Linked DNA regions of Homo sapiens: region 1 is linked to region 2. Evidence: read pairs that join two places in POLR2A ChIA-PET (ENCODE). Cell type or tissue: A673. All regions are shown on one strand. Links, peaks and the distances in the headings refer to the core of each region. The heading gives the core; the rest is flanking DNA.

Region 1 (2,922 bases), core at 319-2,818, 160 kb before region 2:
TGACACCCATTTCTGTCAGTTTTCTTATTCATAAATATTGTTGCTCTGTCATTCAGATTTTAATAAAAAAAGTTTAAAGTAATTGACACATTTAAAAATATTCTTTAGAAAAGTCAAAACATCATTAAATAAAATAAATTAACCCTTGCATAAGACCAATATGTCTGTTGTTAAGTTTTCCTTTCTTGGAAAGACAGAAAACTCAAGTTTTTTTCAGCAGCACAGATATATTACATTTTCATTCCTGAATATTTGATTTCAAGAACTTTGAGAGAGAAAAAAATATTTTTACTGCAAGTGGTGATGAAAAACTTCACTGACATTGATAAAATTACTAGATATATTTCAGAACTGTGTCTTTTGGGCATTTGAAAAGCGTAAATATAACAGGGTTGAAAGCATTTGCCTCTGAAAGCAGAAATAATAAATTTCTTAATTACTTTATTCAGAATTATAATTAAGATTCTTTTTGCCCGTGTAAGATATTATAAAATGAAACTTCTTGTATAAAGGATTTTTCTGTAATAGTACTTTTCTGTTTTCTTAAATACAGAAACCACCACTCTCAGCCTGTGCAGTAGCAATAATTAAGGCATTCTATAGGTAATAATTTTGCCTGATGAGCCAAATTTGGTATTGAGCCTCATGAAAACAAATGTGGCCAAATTGAGGCCTGAGAATAGTTTCCATTTATGAAGCACTCATTCTCCTTAAGGTACTATTGCAAGCACTTACTATATTATAATTCACTCAACCACCGTATTACTATTAGGCCAAAGTTATAAAATTGGAACATGAGGGAGGGAGAGGTTAAACGATTTTCCCAAGTCATGTGGCTAGTGAGTAGGATAATAGGAATCTAAATGGAGAAATGTCTGATGTTGAAGCTAATGATCTCTAAATTCTAGTGATGACTAGATCTTCGGAGTTATAAACACCTCACAGATAGTTGATGCTTGACATTAGTGTCTAAATAAACCTTATTAAATCTCAAAATAATGAGAAAGAGAAGTAAGTTAAGTGTCAGAACTTAAATGGAACTAAAGTTGTCATTTAATAAAATATTAGTATACTCAGTAGTATGCAAATATTAAGGGCATTTTGAAATTCGGCTATTGATAATCATGTGGTTAGGGAAGAAATCACTACTCTGAGAGTCTACATTTAAGAAAACATTGCACGTGGGATCAACATTTATTGTTATTAACTATAAAGAGACGTAATGTGAGGCTTTGAAAGTCCATAGACATAAAAATACGTAAAAAAAGAATTAACATATGAATGAAAGAAAAGTTGTGAACTCATGGAATCGTACTTACACCTAAAGCCACCGGATGTCGCTGTCGTCCACAAAATAGCTTTTTAGAACAAAGGCATCAGCCAGTTTCTCAAGGACTAGGAAGTAGCGTCATTCTGAGATCTCAGCCATTTCGATAAAAAATAGATATAAGAAATAGGACAGAAAATGTCAGATCGTATGTGCGTTCTAGACCGCTGATTCGTCGATTTGTAAAACAAGAGAAGGATAAGATGGTTTCCAGATGTAGCTGCCTGGGGGTCCAGTGTCTGCTGCTCTCGCTTCTTCTCCTCGCAGCCTGGGAGGTGGGGAGCGGCCAGCTCCACTACTCAGTCTACGAGGAGGCCAGACACGGCACCTTCGTGGGCCGCATCGCGCAGGACCTGGGGCTGGAGCTGGCGGAGCTGGTGCAGCGCCTGTTCCGGGTGGCGTCCAAAAGACACGGGGACCTTCTGGAGGTAAATCTGCAGAATGGCATTTTGTTTGTGAATTCTCGGATTGACCGCGAGGAGCTGTGCGGGCGGAGCGTGGAGTGCAGCATCCACCTGGAGGTGATCGTGGACAGGCCGCTGCAGGTTTTCCATGTGGACGTGGAAGTGAAGGACATTAACGACAACCCGCCCAGGTTCTCCGTAACAGAACAAAAGCTCTCAATACCTGAATCCAGACTGCTTGACTCTCGATTTCCACTAGAAGGCGCATCTGATGCGGATGTTGGAGAGAACGCATTGCTTACTTACAAACTCAGTCCAAATGAGTATTTTGTTCTTGATATTATAAACAAAAAAGACAAAGACAAATTCCCAGTGCTTGTTCTGCGGAAGCTGCTGGATCGTGAAGAAAATCCTCAGCTAAAGTTGTTGTTGACAGCAACTGATGGAGGCAAACCTGAATTTACCGGATCTGTTTCTCTGCTGATCCTGGTGTTAGATGCCAATGATAACGCCCCTATCTTTGACAGACCGGTTTATGAAGTTAAGATGTATGAAAATCAAGTGAACCAAACATTAGTAATACGGCTCAACGCTTCTGATTCGGATGAAGGAATAAACAAGGAAATGATGTATTCATTTAGCTCTTTGGTCCCACCCACGATAAGAAGGAAATTTTGGATAAACGAAAGGACGGGAGAAATAAAAGTAAATGATGCTATTGACTTTGAGGACAGTAACACTTATGAAATTCATGTAGATGTTACAGATAAGGGAAACCCACCTATGGTTGGTCACTGCACGGTCCTAGTGGAACTACTGGATGAAAATGATAATTCACCTGAGGTGATTGTCACTTCTCTGTCTCTCCCAGTGAAAGAAGATGCTCAAGTGGGCACCGTCATTGCCCTAATCAGCGTTTCTGACCATGATTCAGGAGCCAACGGACAGGTCACCTGCTCTCTGACGCCTCACGTTCCGTTCAAGCTGGTGTCCACCTACAAGAATTACTACTCATTGGTGCTGGACAGCGCTCTGGACCGCGAGAGGGTGTCGGCCTATGAGCTGGTGGTGACCGCGCGGGACGGGGGCTCGCCTCCGCTGTGGGCCACGGCCAGCGTGTCTGTGGAGGTGGCCGACGTGAACGACAACGCGCCTGCGTTCGCGCAGTCCGAGTACACGGTGTTCGTGAAG
Region 2 (2,922 bases), core at 89-2,588:
CTTATGAAATTATTGATACTATTTTATCCCTTAAATCAGCCTTTCAAGACGTAATTCCAGTCTGGGTTCAGTGGCTAATGCCTGTAATCCCAACACTTTTGGAGGCTGAGGCAGGAGGATTGCTTGAGCCCAGGAGTTTGAGATTACAGTGAGCTATAATCAGTCACATCACTGTACTCCAGCCTGGGTTACAGAGCAATACACTGTCTCAAAGAAAAAAAAGAAAGAACTGCATTCCTAAATCAGGTTTATTCCATTCTCTATGGCTAATAGAATTCATCAGCCAGACACAGCACACATTTCTTCCCAACTGCTGTAGCTTTCCAGATCACCTTCCTCTTGGTCCTCCTCAAGCCTATGATCAATTTTTCAGAAATCTTGGAGTCTGGAAGTCCTAGCCTTCCTTTCACACTTTTCACAGTAGTATGCTAGCTTAGAGCCCAACCAGATATCTGGTAAGTCGGTTCTAGGACATAGGTGGGTGGTCCATATACTTGGGATCAGTAGCTGGGATAGGCAGTGCTAGATTTTTCCTGGGGATGCTTATAGGATGGGGAGGAAGCCTTGTACAGGTTAAACAAATAAAATTAGGATCATTCAGGTACTTTCTTTGCATAGATTTGGAATGATAGGGCCAAGGGGCTATGGAATGAGACCATTTTTGCTGACAGAGATGTGCATTTTAAAATAGATTCTTGGGTTGTGAGTTAAAGAAACCAACACCATCTAGTTTAAGCTAAAAAGGATGATTTATTATAAGGACACAAATTTGTTTCATTGAAACTAAGAATGGGAGTAAGTTTAGGCCTCTGGAACCAGTAACTTGGAAGCCAGAAAAATTCCTTTTTAAATTTATCTTCTCTAATTATCTCTCTTAATCTGTTTCATTCTTCCTGTCTCTACAGATCAGCTCCCTCTCCTTCTCTTTGCCACAGCTTCTAAATTTATACACACTAGGTTCTAGTGGCCCATAAAAACCTACGTTCTGTTTCTTTTTTCTCTTCTTTTTTTTTTTTTTTTTTTTTTTTTGAGACGGAGTCTCGCTCTCACCCAGGCTGGAGTGCAATGGCGCAATCTCAGCTCACTGCAAACTCCTCCTCTCGGATTCAAGTGATTCTCCTGCCTCAGCCTCCCGAGTAGCTGGGACTACAGGCGCTCACCACCACACCTGGCTAATTTTTGTATTTTTAGTAGAGACGGAGTTTCACCATATTGGCCAGGCTGGTCTCAAACACCTGACCTTGTGATCCGCCCACCTTGGCCTCCCAAAGTGCTGGGATTACAGGCGTGAGCCGCCGCACCCGGCCACATACTTTCTGTTTCTAATTCCTAGTTCTAACTTCTTCCTGGAAAGAAAAACTAATTGGATCACCTTGAGTCAGGTAGCCCATCAGCCATGGGCCAGAGGACTGTGGGTAGGAAGGAGAATTCTCAGAAAAAAGGAGATCGGATACTTAGAGACAACTTTAATAGCTTGCTGATAGCTGATATTCCCCAGATACTGTTAGTATATTAAACATCAGTGTATAGAATCTTAGAAACTTAGGGCCCCAAGGAAACTTATTTAACAAATGAGAAAATTGAGGCTCACAGAAAGGGGAATGACTCATTCAATGTTACACAGCTAGTCAATGACAAGGCAGCTATTCTCCTGTTACCACTCTACTGCACAGCTAGAGGCCACCAGGAGTGAATGACAATACTCATTTCATTATATGTTTGAGAGCCAAAAGTAGTACAATTTAGGGAGGTCATGTTAATTTTATATAGAGAGTAGTATTTCATTGTTATATATGTTTTATTAATCTTTTTATTCAAGATGAAATATCAATATTGATTTCCCTTTATTGATTCTAAAAGTAAAACAAGCTTTTATTTTTTTAAAAAATAAAATATACAGATGTCCAGAATTTGGAAAGTAGCAAGTGAAGTATCTCCTGAGAGGCACCATTAAGAGTTTGGCATCTATTTCTCCATTCCTTTTTTCATGCATTTGTAACTGGGTGCTTGAAAGGACTCAATAAATAGCAGCCTTCTCTCTTGTCCAGGGTACTGAATTAATTGATAAATAAGACAAAAGAATGGCATCATAAGGCAAAAATATTCCTTTTATTAATAATAAAGATGTTAGAGAATGTAGATTAGTGTGAGTGCCAAATGGGACTGCTAGATGAACCCCAGAATTAGTCAAATTTTTAATCCCAGTGTCTGGCAAGAAAGACAGTGTTGAACAGAAAAGAACTATTATTCCCAGCAGAAAGCTTAACTCCAGGAGGAAAAGAGGCAGTGCTGAGCCAAGTATTAACCATTTATTCTTACCCAAGTTGCCAATCAAATACGTCCCTAAAACCTCCTGAAGCAGAGTGAATAAAGGGGTATGGAAAAGTTAAGAGTGTGACTCCAAGTTCCCTTTGCGTACAAGAGAGCATCAAGAGGGAGAAGATGCATTTTTCTGTAAATATGTATATAGTTTTTAAAGGATCATACTGGTCTTAGTTTCTGTAACTTGCTTTTTTTCCACATAAATATAAATCCTTTTAATTATTTATATTAGTATTTCATGATATAGCTATAGTATAATTTATTTAACTAGTTCTCCATTAATAGACAATAAAGGTTTTTTCAAATTTTTACTACCATGAATAGTCTTTTACCACATTTGGCATGTAAGTCCAGTTATTACCTCAGGATAATTTTCAAAAAGTAGAATTACTAAGTATCAAATATATACATTAAACTTCTTATATATATATTTCAAAATTGGCCTCTGGTAATGCAGTATACTCTTGCCAAAAGTTTATGAGAATTTCTTCTACACCTTGCCCAACACTGGATCTTAAGAGTCTTTCTCATCTTTGAAAACATGATAATCAAAGGATTATGATTTAATTTGCATTTCTTTACCATAAAAATGCACCTTTT

What was found. ChIA-PET counts read pairs that join two places held together with the same protein. Peaks named below come from ENCODE experiments on the same cell type or tissue, not always from the same donor. Only the 100,000 strongest peaks of a DNase experiment are listed, where the experiment ranks them.
Region 1: POLR2A ChIA-PET joins it to region 2 with 9 read pairs; 3 of 35 experiments call an interaction of 5 or more read pairs at or near these places.

What each region holds. Positions count from the first base shown.
Region 1 is chr5:140,854,519-140,857,440 of GRCh38, forward strand. All of the region lies in intron 1 of PCDHA1 (protocadherin alpha 1), which reads left to right. All of the region lies in intron 1 of PCDHA2 (protocadherin alpha 2), which reads left to right. All of the region lies in intron 1 of PCDHA3 (protocadherin alpha 3), which reads left to right. The region is part of intron 1 of PCDHA4 (protocadherin alpha 4); the gene reads left to right. It also overlaps PCDHA5, PCDHA6, PCDHA7, PCDHA8, PCDHA9 and PCDHA10, and 1 more gene. In A673, for the core only: CTCF peaks have their summits at 1,333 (motif pointing right) and 1,977 (motif pointing right); DNase peaks (open chromatin) are centred at 1,373 and 1,993; H3K4me3 peaks cover 1,499 bases; H3K27ac peaks cover 974 bases.
Region 2 is chr5:141,016,492-141,019,413 of GRCh38, forward strand. No RefSeq gene overlaps it. Among named protein-coding and RNA genes, the nearest start is that of PCDHB1, 33 kb to the right of the region's middle. In A673, for the core only: no CTCF peak of the experiment used is centred there; a DNase peak (open chromatin) is centred at 1,640.